Regions from separate parts of the Homo sapiens genome. Here all the other regions are linked to region 1. The links are chromatin contacts, found by Hi-C or POLR2A ChIA-PET in ENCODE. All regions are on one chromosome and are shown on one strand. Each heading gives the region's core, a stretch centred on a gene start or an enhancer-like site at or near the end of the contact. The rest is flanking DNA. Distances are from core to core; before and after follow the strand shown.

Region 1 (2,700 bases), core at 81-2,580:
ACAGGAACCTTACCCTTAATATGTCCAAAACATAATTCTCTATGTTGTTCTTTATGTTATTGTTGTTTGCCCCACAAACAACAATATACTATTTTTCCCTGCCCTATCGTCCTCCATCTCAGCCAATGGCACATCATCTACTTTACTGCTCAAGTAAGAAATCTGAGTTACCCTTGACATTTTCCTCTCTACTCTGCCACGCTGAACCATAAGTTAGTTCTCTTAAATGTCCCTTACGTCACCACCCTAATGCAAACTATTACCAATACAATCTCTTGAGCTTCCAAATGTAATACATTTTCTAAAGAGAACCAGGGCCTATTCATGATTCTCACTTGCTTACAAGTCTTCAATGTTTTCTACACATGGTAATAGGAACGGAAATGTTTTCCTATTGTACAGAAAAAAAAATTCCCCATCATGACCTTCAAGGCCCTACAGAACCTAGTTCCACTCTATCCGGCTAACTTTATCTTGTACTCTAACTATACTCCTTCCTAGCTCCCATCTCAGGAACTTAGCCCATTATCGCCTCTGCTTGAAGTACTCCCTGAGCTTCCAAATCTCCGTTTAAAGATCACTTCTTCAGACTCCACTATCTGCCAACTCAGCATCCAGTTCGTTTCCTCCCAGCACTTAGAATCTGCGTACATTCAGGCAAACCGCCTAGCACTGGAGTTGGGGTTTGTGAAGTAGCACAGACAGGCTGATCAGGCCGAGCACGGGCTGGGATTCCGGAGTGAAGCTAGTCCACTCTAACCCGGCACGCAGGGCAACGTGGTGGGAGAGAGGTCGGAGTCCCGCCCTTCTTTTTTTTTTTTTTTTTTTTTTTGAGACGGAGTCTTGCTCTGTCTCCCAGGCTGGAGTGTAGTGGCACGATCTTGGCTCACTGCAAGCTCCGCCTCCCGGGTTCACGCCATTCTCCTGCCTCAGCCTCCCAAGTAGCTGGGACCACAGGCGCCCGCCACCATGCCCGGCTAATTTTTTGTAGTTTTAGTAGAGACGGGGTTTCACCGTGTTAGCCAGGATGGTCTCGATCTCCTGACCTTGTGATCCGCCCGCCTCGGCCTCCCAAAGTGCTGGGATTACAGGCGTGAGCCACCGCGCCCGGCCAGTCCCGCCCTTCTTGCCAGGCTCCAGTCAGTCCCAAACTCCTAGCCCAGAAAGAGGCCAGAGGAGACTGCCCAGTGGACAACAGCCCCGAGAGACCTTCCCGACTTCCAGCGCCCGGCAGGGTGCGAACCCCTCCCAAGAGCGACCGCTGAGCCTGCCACACTCACCGCACACGTGGGACCGAGACAGCTCGCGCAGCGGATCCCGACCGCCTCTCCGCTTCCGCTTCCTTGCCTTGCTCCGCCCCCGGGCCGCTTTTTTTCATCTTCCGCGGCGGATCAGGGACTAAGAGGTGGAGCTTCCCAGAGAATACAAAAATTCGGAATTTCTATTGGTCCGCTGCTGTTATGCCTCCTCTTGAGGCGCGAGGATTTTGGCCCTTGCAAGAATCCGTCGGGCGGAGGACGCGACAACGGCCACGGGAAATGACGTCATTAACCCTGTGGCTTCCGTGCTGGAAAGAGAGGGAGAGCTCTTGCGAGGCAGAACAGGCTGCTGAAGGACAGACCTGGCTGGCGCGGTTAATAAGAGGCCTGCATCCCGTAGCCTGAACAAATATTGAAGTAGCTAAAGTTTCTAAAGTGTGTTAATTTGCATACTTCCTCAGCAGTCCAGCGTGGAGGATAAAAGGGGTATCTTGTGAGTCGATTTGAATTGTAATCCCGTTTTTTTCACTTGCTAGCTGTGTGGCTCTGGGAAAATTACAGTTTTTATGAGCTTTGGCTTCCTGATCAATAAAATAGAAATAATTAAGTGATACGTGCAAAGCGCTTAGCATGGAACGCTCTCAATAAATGTTTGCCATTTTTAGTGTCTGCTCGTGCCTGGAAACTGCTGTTATTCCATTTTATACTTCAGGAAATAAGATTGTGGTTAGGATATATGCCCCATTTTCCAGATGAAGAAACTGACACCACAAACTTGCTCGTGTCAAGCAACAGAATTTTATTCTTTAACTGTTCTAGAGGCAAGAATTCCAAAATCAAGCTGTTGGCAGAGCCCTGCACCTTTTGAAGGCTCTAGGGGAGAATGCTTTGCTTCTTCAGCTTCTAACGGTTCCAGGCGGTCCGTGGCCTCTTGTTGCATGACTCCAATCTCGGCCTGTCTTCTAATGGCCTTCTCCTGTGCCTGTGCCACTTCTCTGTGTGTTTTTAGGACACTGAACATTGAATTTAGAGTCCACGGGGATAATCCAAGATCATCTCATCTGGAGGTCCTTAATCACATCTGCAAAGGCCCTTTTCCCAAATAAGGTCACTTTCACATGTCCTGGGAGTTAGGACATAGACATATCTTTTGGAGACTATTCAACCCACTGCATCTGTAAAGTTGAGGAACTGGCACTTGATCCCTGGTGCCAGACTTCAGATTTTACTGTCTTCCAACTTACTCCGTTTTCTGGCCACTAAGGAGTTAGAGTTGAAACTGGTAATTTAGTAGACTGTATGCTTCTTGATGACAGGGGCCATCATTACTTTCCAGGCACTTATCTCACTATGCAGCACATAGATACTTGATAAGTTCTTGTCGTCTACCTTAACTGTTACTAGTTTACATTTCAGCTCATTTAAATCTCATAAGAACGTT
Region 2 (2,700 bases), core at 56-2,555, 3.9 Mb after region 1:
GATAGCGCCATTGCACTCCAAACTGGGCGACACAGCAAGACTCCGTCTCAAAAAAGAGTGTGTCTGTGTGTGTAGCGGAACTTTGTTTTTAACAACTAAAGAAATATGGTGACCCAATAATCCCGTTAGCCTTAGCTCAATTAATCACATTCCATCTGTCCTCACAATGTTCACCCCAGTGAGAAACGAGTTCAAGCGCGTGGTAAGCGGTGTCGATATATTTTTAAAATTCTGTTATCAGTATAATGTAACAGAAAATTCAGCATATTAGCCCAACTTTGCTCACTGGTGTGAAGATATGCCCAATCTTTCTTAGCTAAGACGTTAGAGAAAACGCCACAAGGGACCCAGCTGGGAGCTCTGTAGGAAGTTTAAAAAAAAAATCATTCAGCTTTGCAAAACATCTGATGCTCAACCATCTGTCTTTGGCAGTACAGGGGCTTAAGGTCTGGTTGGTTCCTTCTGACACCTCGGAAGGCGGAGTTACAGAGGAAAAGCAACAAGTTGTAGGAAGTTAACTTATCTAGTCTCAGACGCTGGAGGCACCTGCATTTCTAGTCACTTCAGTTCTGGCCAAACTGTTATCAACTCTAGTTTCTGAGGGACCGCCAGCCCAGGATTCCTATTGGGGTCACCTTTGTGCCTCCCTATCTTAAGAGCACACTTGGGCGGGTCGGGGCGGGACGTGCTGGGTGTAGGTGACTCAACACCGGACAGTTTTGCTTCCAGAGGCTGACACGCTCCTGCGCGGTAGTTGTTAAAGGGTTGGGACACGAAGATACTCTTCGCCTATTCGGGATCTCCCATTGTGGGAAGGAGGCTCAGTGGTCCCGGCCACCGGGTGAAGGGAGAACGGGAACACAGCGCTGTCATCGCCGGAGAGCTGCGAGCCCCGACTTTCTCGCCAGGCTCTCCAGTACATTCCGAGGCTCCACCCCGGTAACGCCACGCTGACGTCCGCGCGTCGGAGGCCGCCATAGGTGCGCGTCGGCGCCCAGGAGGACGTGTGGCGCGTGGACTACATCAGGTCCAGCCCTGCGGGACCCCAGCCAGCGCTTCCGGGCAAGGTTCTGTGCACCTGTTTTCTCCTTCTACGCGAGTATCTTTCCCCTCCGGAAAGAATGGGATATGCCTGTGTCCAAAGGACAAGAAGATGCGCGCCAGCAAGCCTAAGTTAACCACAGCGCGGAAGTTGAGCCCAAAGCAAGAGCGTGCCGGGCACCTTTAAGCTGTTTGTAAGCCCACGTGACTCACCAAGTGCGGGCCCCAGCGGTCACGTGACGGCGCGCGCGCCCTCGCGCAGGGAGAGCCGGCGGTGCGCGCGCCTTCGCCGCTGCCTCCCACCCACCCCCTCGACGGGAGGGTGAGGCGCGGCGCAGTGATCGGGCGGCCGGGGTCCTGTGCGCGTGCGCAGCGAACAGCTGTCACCTAGTGCGGAACAAGTCTCCCAAATTTCCCAAATCTCCCTGGGCCGGAGGCCACTGTCTTCTCTTCCTCCTCCACCGAGTCGTGCTCTCGCCCCAACCCGCGCGCCAGGTAACCGCTTTTCCGGAGTCTGGGGGCCAGGGCGGGGGGAGGGTCCGGAGAGGTCTTCCCGGCACTGCCCCCCTCCGCGTGGGGCACGGGGGTGCGGGCGTCCGGGCGAGCGGCGACGCTGGGGCAGAGACGCTCCGTCCGTGACTGCAGCGACTGTCAAGCTGGGGAGGGAGCGGCCGGCCGCGGCCGCAGGGGAGGGATGCGGGGGCCGGTGACAGCCCGCTCCGGCCCTTACCGAGGTTCGGTACCCGCGCTCGCCGTTTTCCCGGGATCCGGAGTCGGGGTCGCCTCCTTGGGGCAGAGGAGCGCTCGGGCGGTCCTGGGATGCGGACCTCTTAACGCCGCCAGTCGGCTGTGGCGGACTCCAGGAAGGCCGGGCCTGGTGCACCCCTCGGGGCCCTCCCTTCCCTGGGAGTGTCACGACCCGCGGGGTGAGGGTGGGAGCTCCTCTCCTGACCACCCGTTGCAGGCAGTCATCCCGTCATTCGGGGTCGTCTTCAGCCCTCGCGGCTGTCCTTTTGGTGTTTCTTTCCCCCGGCATGGGGCCATTTCTTCCTGCAGTGCCTGGAGGAACCATGATGCGGTGTAGACGGCGGGTGCTTAAATAAATGCGAGTTGGATTAGGGCGCGTGGACTGCCAGGCACAGAACGTGGCGTGGAGTGGGGACGTGGAGGAGGGAGCCAGACAGGCCGGGGCTGTAGGCAGGAGCTTGGGGTTTTCCTCTGTGCTCCGCCAGTAAAGCCAGCAGCCGGGATTCAGATGCTTTCCGCGTGGACTTGATGCTGGGCTCCCCCTTTGCTGCGCGGTGCAAGCCTGCGCTGGCTGGCTCTGATTGTGGGCAATACTACCGGGAGGGGTTTTGTCAGGTTCCTTCTTCCGGAAGAGACAAGGTAAACTTTTTTTTGCGCTTGATAAACTAACCCCGAGAGGTGATTTATAAAGCACTGTTCGGAAATGTAGGTTAGAAAAGCAGAGTCACTTTTATCCTGGTGAAAGTTACTAGTAGGTTCCGGCCACTTAGGTTCACACTAAACTCTGCCCTATTTTCACCCATTTCAGTTTGCGGTATTTAAAAAAATGTCTAAATTCCGGGCAGCTTGGCTTTACTGTTTCTATGGCAACGGTGACTAATATTCTCATTTCGAAGTGTTGTGGTTGAAAAC
Region 3 (2,700 bases), core at 15-2,514, 3.6 Mb after region 1:
CACGCCTGTAATCCCAGCACTTTGGAAGGCCGAGGCGGGTGGATCACGAGGTCAGGAGATCGAGACTATTAGCCGGGCGCGGTGGCGGGCGCCTGTAGTCCCAGCTACCCCAGGGAGGCTGAGGCAGGAGAATGGCGTGAACCCGGGAGGCGGAGCTTGCAGTGAGCCGAGATCGCGCCACTGCACTCCAGCCTGGGCGACAGAGAGAGATTCCGTCTCTAAATACATACATACATACATACATACATACATAATAAATAAAATAAAATAAACCCACTCACCCCCACCCCGACTCCCCAGCTGTAGCAGGGAAGGATTAAGAAGGCGGGGTGGGGGGTGGGGGAAGCCCTGTTAGGTAGTGCTGCGTTGGGCCCACTTCTGAGGGTTTAATCCTAGTAGGGTCTTTGGAGTTCTTTCTTCGGAGGCGCGTAGCTCTGCATTATTTAAAACTGTTTCCCGCAAACCCGCAATCCCTTAGGCCAAAGGCACCCCTAACGCGGAAAGTCTACGAACGGAAATGTCCGGAGTTAGAGAGCGGCCTTTCGGGCAGCTGCCCCGACTTCTCCAAGGCCGGAGGGCCGGCTGGGAGCGCTGCAAGCCAGAGAGGGCGATCCCAGCGGGACCCGCGGCCTGAGGATAGGCCTGGAGCTGCCGCCTCCGCCAGGCGACGGGAAACCCTCGGAAGTGGGTTTCCGCGCGAAAGTAGCATTGCGGCCAGGCGGGAAACGTGTTCGCGAAGCAGGAGGGCCCCCGGGGCCTTTCCCGGGCGACCCGACCCGCCAGGCCGCGTGGCGGGAGCTTTCCTGTTGAGCGCGGTGGAGCGCACACATTTCCTTCAGTTCTTTCTCGGAAGTTTAGGCCGCACCCACCCGCGCCCCCTTTCCAGGATTATACAAGTGCACGCCAGGGTTTCTTATTTTTGGTGTGTTTTTGAGACCAAAGAACCATATCCGCTAAGCCTGAGGAGGCACCCGCCCCCTCAGCTCTGAAACGAGGCCTCAAAACGGCAACCGATGTGGTAGCCGCGCAATCTTCCGAAACCCAAAGGCTAGAGGGCGTGCCCAGTGGCCAGGTGCAGGCGGTGGGGCAAGTAACGGCTTTTGGTAGCCCCGCCCCTCCGACCCGCCCTCTCCGCGCCTGCCCATTTTCGTTCCCTCGGGTCTGTAACCCTCTCCCGGGCCGCTTCCTCTTTAAGGCGGAGCCCGGCGTGGATCTCGCGAGATCCGGCTTGGCGCCGTGACCTCCATGTGGGAGCTCCAGCTCTATAAGTAAACACTCTGCGCGGCGCAGACATGGCCTCTTCCTATCTTTGAGGCGGTGTCTGCGGCAGCGCCTCAGAGTGGTTCCGGTCGTCTCTCCTCAAGTCGGCTAGTCGGGCGCGCGCGCTGAGAGTCGTCGCCGCCTGTCGGGCCCGGCGTCCGGTCGGTCCGGTGGGCGCGCTCGCCCGCCTGCCGCTGAGGGCCCGAGCCGCAGGGAAAGCGGCGCGGGCCGGGCGGGGCGCGGCGCCCAGAGCTCAGGGGGAGACAAAGGGGACCGGTTCCTCTCTAGGCGCCAAGATGTGGATACAGGTTCGCACCATTGATGGCTCCAAGACGTGCACCATTGAGGACGTGTCTCGCAAAGCCACGATTGAGGAGCTGCGCGAGCGGGTGTGGGCGCTGTTCGACGTGCGGCCCGAATGCCAGCGCCTCTTCTACCGGGGCAAGCAGGTGAGGCGCGCCCGCCGCGCCCCTAGCGAGGCTGGGGGCCGGAACAGCTGGGCTCCTCTGGACGCACCGGTCCGAGGGCTCTGTGCGCCGCGCGCGCAGGGCTCACCTGGCTCCGCTGCGGGTGGGCAGCCCCCGCGAGGCGCGGGGTGCGGGGCCCAGTCCCGCCGAATGGTGGGGAGTGGGTCCCTGCCAGCCCCAACTGGAGGTGCGCCGCGCGGGGTCAGAAGTGAGGGCGTCCGGAGCGCAAATATCTCGCCGTTTGTATTTGGTAGGACAGCGGCCGTAGGCACTGGGTGCCCAGGTCCCTCGCTTCCCGCGCTCGGCGGGGCCTGGGGCCCCCAGAGGGCGGGGAGGGCAGAGGGCTCTGGCGGCCATGCCACCGCGCGGGAGACCCGGAGAGCTGGCTAACCCGGCTGAGCGTTCGCCTGGCTTCCGCGGCTCTTCCGCGTCTTCGGCTCTCAAACAGGGGAAACTCGGGCATTGAGCTCTCAAGAATAAGAACCCTAACTCTGCTTCCTGACTGTGGTAGGATTCGCGCAAACTGAAGATTCGAAGGGTTTCCAGAACTTCTGGTCCCTCTCCCTCGCCGCCTTTCCTAGGTTTGGAATGTCTCGAGGGAGGTTAGAGACCTGGGCATGAAGAAACTGTCGGTTTAACCGGGGGCCGGGTTTACGAATGCCCTATATAAGCCAAGAGTTTTATTCCCGAAGTGAAAAGGAGTGTAAGACTGTTTGCTTTTCTTACTTCTCGCCTTCTAATACTCATGTCGTTCACGCTTTAAGCATAGCACTGCAGCATAGCCAGCGGTGCATACTTGAAGGCTGTCTGTGGGCATCTCTGGTATTTTTATGGTCTGGCCAGTCTAAGTTTTTTTCCTATTCCACAAGTCTCTTACAATCTATATCCCTAGCCACTCAGACCCATCGTATTTTTCTTTGTCTTCATGTTGTTGTTAATACACTAAAAAGTTGGCATCCTGAGTTGATAGACC
Region 4 (2,700 bases), core at 134-2,633, 3.0 Mb after region 1:
CAGGCACCTATAATCCCAGCTACTTTGGAGGCTGAGGCAGGAGAACTGCTTGAACCTGGGAGGTGAAAGTTGCAGTGAGCCAAGATCGCACCATTGCACTCCAGCCTGGGCGACGAGAATGAAACTCCGTCTCAAAAAAAAAAAAAAAAAAAAAAAAGAAGAAGAAGAAAAAAAGAAATAGAAAATTCCCTGGCCTTCTGGGGTGGTTGGGGGAATTGGGAGGGAGCATGTGGCTGAGGAAACTGAATGTTTAACAAGTTCCTCCTGTGACTCTGAGATACCGTGAAGTTCGTAAACCTCTGAAAATGCTCACTGTCAGTGGTTCTCTACTCTCACTCTACATAAGAACTAGATGAAGCATCAGAAAAACCCAAAAACAACAACAACAAAAAATCCTGGGCCCAATCCCAGTATTCAGTTAATTTGGATGGTGCCAGGCAATTGTATAATTTTGGAAAATGGCTCAAATGATTCTAATGTGCAGTCAGAGTTGGAAACCCATGGCCATTGTGAACAGTGGTACCAAATGCTATACCTGAAAGGGCAGCCACCCTGTAATTCTACCCTAGCCTTCTGGCCATGTCCTAGCTTGCAAGCTCTGAGGAGGTAGGGCAGGACTCTGAAGAATAGAGAATGAATGAGGAACAAGGTTGCATCCTTTGAAAACTCCAGAGCTTTGATCAGTTACCTCACCCTCAATTCAATCCCCCATCCAGGAACTGCCCATGCCCTGACATCCTCCCTTGACTTATTCCCAAAGATCTCACACTGTGTTCCCTCTTTTAGACCCTTCAGAACAAAATCTGAAGATGTTAGCCCTTTTAGGCCCAACATCTCTATGCTGTGCTGGTATCAAGCAAAGCCTCCAAGATGTTTCCAATTTGTGAACATAGTGCATCTTGTAATTGATTTGTTCTTCTCTTTTCTCTATCTACTAGGAAGCTCAGAGCCAAATCTGAGGCACACCTTTAGCAGTCATACAGCACCTTATGGCATACATTTGCTATACCTTATTTTCCTGTCATAGCTTTTCTTTCATTTGTTTCTGTTTACCTATTTTTTACAGAGAAATGTCCTTTTTTGATTTATTCTGACATGCTATAAATGAATTAATTACACTATTTAAAGACTTTTCATCAATACATTTCTCTTTCTCTTGGGTCAGACAGAGAAAAAGAAAAGAGCATGCAAGAAAGATGGAGAGAAGAAACACATGCACACAGATAATATATAGAAGTGGGAGGAGGCGAGGGAGGGTTCGTGATCATATCAGCCTTACACAGGGTGGTGCTCTCCAAGGGGCAAGAGTCAACCTGCTTATTATAACCATTTCACAAGGATCTTAAAGGAACTTCCTTCTATGGTCAAACCCTTTTGTTCTTACTCAGAATCAGTCTAGCTGTTAAGTCTGTGGCAGCTGGAGCTACAAAACCAAGGCCTGAAAGTTGCAAAACTAGGTACTGTGACTGTGAGTCACCTTTCCCCTTCACACACATACACCCCACAAAATTGATTTTAACACACATAAAAATTGAGAAAACACTATAATACTAAATCTAAGATGATTTACAAAGGAATATTACTTAACGAATGGCTTGAAGTAGTTTTTTAAAAGCTTGGAGAGATTTTGATTTCATAATGAGTCAACAAGTCATTTTTTCTGCCATTAAAAAATCTCATTTCTTAATAAAAACACTTAGTTTTTCATGACCTTATAAATAAAAAAGCTCCCATTTCAAAGTAAAAATGAAATCTAAGATTATATAGACGTTTATGTCATTACTTTTATCTAAGCAACATACATACATGCTCAAGTAAAGCAAAAGGTTAAGTAAATTTCTGCAATAAATAGGCTGCTTTTGAAATGCAAAGAACATTATAAAGAATGCAGAATCTTAAGGGTAATCAAGCAGTCATTAAGTTTTTCTTAAGTATTCACTTTAGATGTTGTTATTTCTGGCACAGGTAAGCAGCAGAGTGTTTTTTTTTGTTTTTTTGTTTTTTTTTTCCAGACAGCGTCTCATTCTGTCATGTAGCTGGAGTGAAATGGCATGATCAAGGCTCACTGCAGCCTTGACCTTCCCACGCTCAGGTGACCTCCCTCCTCAGCCTCCCTCATAGCTGGGACTACAGGCATTGCCACCAGCTAATTTTTGTATATTTTGTAGAGATGGTCTTTTGCCATGTTGCCCAGGCTGGTCTCGAACTCCTGGGCTCAAGTAATCCAGCTGCCTCAGCCTTTGAAAGTGCTGGGATTACAGGTGTGAACCACTGTACCCCACCATAGCAGCAGAATTTTTTATGTGCTCAAATACTGGAATCTTTGGTTACTGCCATATCAGCAAAGAAGCCAACCATTTTAAGAATGTTTTATGAGAATGTTCATTAAAAAAAAAAAAAAAGAATGTTTTAAGTGAACACCTTGCAAATCCTAAGGATAGCTATCTATTTTTTTAACCTTGTATGTATTTTAATAAGCTGCCTCAAACATGCTTTTTGAAATCAGGGAAGATATAGAAAAATTAATAACAGCAACTGATAGGATTCAATTCATCACACTGAAACATGTTTTTGTAAATGAGATAAAAATCCTTTCCTGACTACAGGGTCATCTCACCTGTTAGTTCTTTTCACTACAGGGGAGAAAACAAACAAACCAGCAAAAACCTTTTCCTCTGCCCTCTTAGGTTCAGTGTCTGG
Region 5 (2,700 bases), core at 140-2,639, 3.8 Mb after region 1:
ACTCGGGAGGCTGAGGCAGGAGAATCACTTGAATCCAGGAGGTGGAGGTTTCAAAAAAAAAAAAAAAAAAGAACAAAACGTCTCAAAAAAAAACCCCCACAAAACAGAACAAAACAAAAAACCACATAACTTGGCTATGGTATTATTCCTTTCACATAATACTAGATTTTGCTAATATTTTGCTTACAGAGTTTCCCGTCTAGACTCATGAGCAAAACTTGCATACACTTTTCCTTCCATTCGCTGTTCTCGTCAGGTTTTCCTATCAGGGTTATGCTAGGCCATTAAAAAGTTTAAAAGTGTTACCCGCTTTCATCTTCCTTCCCCCTTTTATTCTGGAACTATTAAAGACTGGAATTATGTTTTCCTCTTATATATCGTTCAATTTGCCAGGGAAGCCATGGTGGCTTGCAGTCTTCTTTGTTGGAAGACTTTGGACTACTCTTTCAATTTGTTACTAAACTATGTAGGTTTCCCATTTCCCTAAACATGGAAACAGAAGACCTCCTAGGACGTCTCCATTGCGGGAGGGAGACTGCAGAGGTCTCCGGCCACAGGACTGAGGAAAACCGCAAAAAGACGCGGTCACTACTAGGCGGAGTTAAACTATGGAGCCGGTACCCCCAATACCCTGCCCGGCAAGGCCGCCTCGTGACGTCCCCGTCTGACAGAGTCCCTCCCCATAGGGCCGCGACAGAACCACCGCACGATGGGACACGCGAGGGTAAGCTCAGGTCTCAGCGCATCGTGTGGGCGTCGGGACAGCGTCCTGGGCACCTGTTCCTTCCACCTGCTCAAATCTCTTTCCCTTCTATGAAGAAGGGGGCTCCGGGCCCCATCCCCAGGGAGCAAGAAGACGCAGAGGACCGCGCCGGTTCAGGTGCCGCTGGAGAAATGGAATCTGACGGAGAAACTGATCTGGGGCGGCAGCCCGCTAGGTTCGCCTGACTCACTAAATGCTACTACAGTGCCCCACACGGACTGCCACGAGCGGGTCACGTGACTGGACTCTGGATCGGCTGTGCTGTGATGGCCGCGTAGCGCGCTGCTGTGCGCGCGAGACTATAAGCCTCTGGGCCGCCGGTGCCTCCGCGCGGTCACCGCCTCCACCCGCCTGGCCGCTTCCCTCGGCGCATGCGTAGCACACCGACTCCAGGATTGTTTCCCAAATCCCACTTCCGCCACTTCCTCCTCCCGAGACCAGCCAAGCGCGCCTGGCTGTCTGCCCTTCTTGGGCTCTTGGGGAGAACGTGGTCCGGGAACTGGCAGTCACGGGGAGGCAGCACAAGAGGTTTTCGCCCTCATGTGCTGGTGCAACTATCGCGACCATCACCCTGAGAACTGGAGGAAGGGTGCCGCAGGCAAAGAGTGGCGCGCCTGCAGATTCGGTTCCGCGCTTGGGGCTCTCGCGAGACCCGGCGCTGGAGTGTGGACCGCGCGTGCCGGTGACGCGTGGTGCAGACACGTCGCCGGTGCCTCTCTCCCTAGGCCTTCCTGGGGGTGAGCTTCCGTCCCAGACGTCTTCGGTCCTACACTGCTTCCATTTCTTTTTTTTTTTTTTCCTTCTTTTTTTCTTTGAGACAGGGGCTCATTCTATCACCCAGGCTGGAGTGCAGCGGCGCGATCTCGGCCCACCGTAAGCTCCGCCTCCCGGGCTCAAGCGATCCTCCCACTTCAGCCTCCTGAGTAGCTGGGACTCCAGGTGAGCGCCCTGCTAATTTTATATTTTTGGTAGAGACGGGGTTTCGCCATGTTGCCCAGGCTGGTCTCAACTCCTGGTCTCAAGTGATCCGCCTGCCTTGGCCTTCCAAAGTGCTGGGCTTACAGGCGGGAGCCACTGCACCCAGCCCTACGCCCCATCTTTCTGGGTTTCTGCCTGGTATTGTTACATCTCCAACAGGCTTAACTCAAAGCTGACTTTCCGCCTGTGCTGTATCTGCCCCATGGTCCTTTAGAGTATATAAAATATAAATGGCACTTTGGGAGGCCGAGGCAGGAGGATTGCTTGAGCTCAGGAGTTACTGACCAGCCTGGGCAACATAGTGAGACCCCCGTCTCATTAAAAAATAATAATGCAGGCAGGGCGCAGTGGCTCATGCCTGTAAACCGAGCACTTTCGGAGGCCAAGGTGGGCGGATCGCCTGAGATTGGGAGTTCGAGACCAGCCTGACCAACATGGAGAAACCCCATCTCTACTAAAAATACAAAATTAGTTGGGCGTGGTGGTGCGTGCCTGTAATCCCAGCTATTCAGGAGGCTGAGGCAGGAGAATCGCTTGAACCCGGGAGACGGAGCTTACAGTGAGTCGAGATGAGCCACTGCACTCCAGCCTGGGCAACAAGAGCGAAACTCCATCTCAAATAATAATAATAATACAAATAAATAAATGTACACACACAAATAAATGGACTTGATAGCGATTTTTTTAGGTTTTCAGCTGCCCAATTCAAGAAATGTATTTCTTCTTGTCCCTGATTTCCGTCACTGTCCCAAGGCAGTGGGATTAAAGCACCACTACCGTTTTTAGATCCTTGTGTTTGGCATTCCATGTCCTCCTCTCAAGACGTTTGACGTAACTTTCTCCATCTGCTCTGTTGAAACATATGCTTCAAAATCTTTTTTTTTTTTTTTTTGAGACGGAGTCTCGCTCTGTTGCCCAGGCTGGAGTGCAGTGGCGCGATCTCGGCTCACTGCAAGCTC

The links. Hi-C counts contacts between places; a loop is a spot of excess contacts on that map. ChIA-PET counts read pairs that join two places held with the same protein, here RNA polymerase II (POLR2A). Pooled maps may share reads with other maps.
Region 2: a map of CD8-positive, alpha-beta T cell shows a loop between it and region 1 (8-fold over the local background). The contact joins the promoter of KDM4C here to the promoter of PUM3 in region 1. A Hi-C loop is called at or near these places in 2 of 168 maps with a recorded cell type or tissue (CD8-positive, alpha-beta T cell and naive thymus-derived CD4-positive, alpha-beta T cell) and 13 of 50 pooled maps. POLR2A ChIA-PET finds 5 or more read pairs at or near these places in 3 of 52 experiments (A673, CD4-positive, alpha-beta T cell and activated CD8-positive, alpha-beta memory T cell).
Region 3: a loop to region 1 is called in a map of CD8-positive, alpha-beta T cell, with 6 times the contacts of the local background. The contact joins the promoter of UHRF2 here to the promoter of PUM3 in region 1. A Hi-C loop is called at or near these places in 2 of 168 maps with a recorded cell type or tissue (CD8-positive, alpha-beta T cell and naive thymus-derived CD4-positive, alpha-beta T cell), 1 of 37 single-sample maps with no recorded cell type and 14 of 50 pooled maps. POLR2A ChIA-PET finds 5 or more read pairs at or near these places in 1 of 52 experiments (CD4-positive, alpha-beta T cell).
Region 4: a map of naive thymus-derived CD4-positive, alpha-beta T cell shows a loop between it and region 1 (5-fold over the local background). The contact joins the enhancer-like site here to the promoter of PUM3 in region 1. A Hi-C loop is called at or near these places in 1 of 168 maps with a recorded cell type or tissue (naive thymus-derived CD4-positive, alpha-beta T cell) and 3 of 50 pooled maps. POLR2A ChIA-PET finds 5 or more read pairs at or near these places in 1 of 52 experiments (PC-9).
Region 5: a loop to region 1 is called in a map of CD4-positive, alpha-beta T cell, with 16 times the contacts of the local background. The contact joins the enhancer-like site here to the promoter of PUM3 in region 1. A Hi-C loop is called at or near these places in 2 of 168 maps with a recorded cell type or tissue (CD4-positive, alpha-beta T cell and naive thymus-derived CD4-positive, alpha-beta T cell) and 12 of 50 pooled maps.

Annotation. Positions count from the first base shown.
Region 1 is chr9:2,842,765-2,845,464 of GRCh38, forward strand. It overlaps PUM3 (pumilio RNA binding family member 3), which reads right to left and starts at 1,331. Exons shown (of 18, transcript NM_014878.5): 1 at 1,281-1,331. RefSeq lists enhancers at 360-921, 1,305-1,599, 1,423-1,662.
Region 2 is chr9:6,756,668-6,759,367 of GRCh38, forward strand. KDM4C (lysine demethylase 4C) reads left to right here and starts at 1,306. Exons shown (of 22, transcript NM_015061.6): 1 at 1,306-1,536. RefSeq lists enhancers at 1-108, 840-1,199, 2,400-2,619 and silencers at 1,240-1,479, 1,570-1,739.
Region 3 is chr9:6,411,935-6,414,634 of GRCh38, forward strand. It overlaps UHRF2 (ubiquitin like with PHD and ring finger domains 2), which reads left to right and starts at 1,265. Exons shown (of 16, transcript NM_152896.3): 1 at 1,265-1,709. The coding sequence starts at 1,557. RefSeq lists silencers at 983-1,122, 1,403-1,582, 1,653-2,082.
Region 4 is chr9:5,850,273-5,852,972 of GRCh38, forward strand. It overlaps a transcript of ERMP1 not described here. Among named protein-coding and RNA genes, the nearest start is that of ERMP1, 19 kb to the left of the region's middle. Within about 2 kb of position 1,384, at least 5 of the 41 ENCODE cell types and tissues checked have a DNase peak (open chromatin) inside an H3K27ac peak, as active enhancers do; they include PC-9, where a contact is called at or near this core.
Region 5 is chr9:6,680,287-6,682,986 of GRCh38, forward strand. No RefSeq gene overlaps it. Among named protein-coding and RNA genes, the nearest start is that of LINC02851, 23 kb to the right of the region's middle. RefSeq lists enhancers at 633-1,012, 919-1,667, 1,133-1,422, 1,493-1,612. Within about 2 kb of position 1,390, at least 41 of the 41 ENCODE cell types and tissues checked have a DNase peak (open chromatin) inside an H3K27ac peak, as active enhancers do; they include CD4-positive, alpha-beta T cell, where a contact is called at or near this core.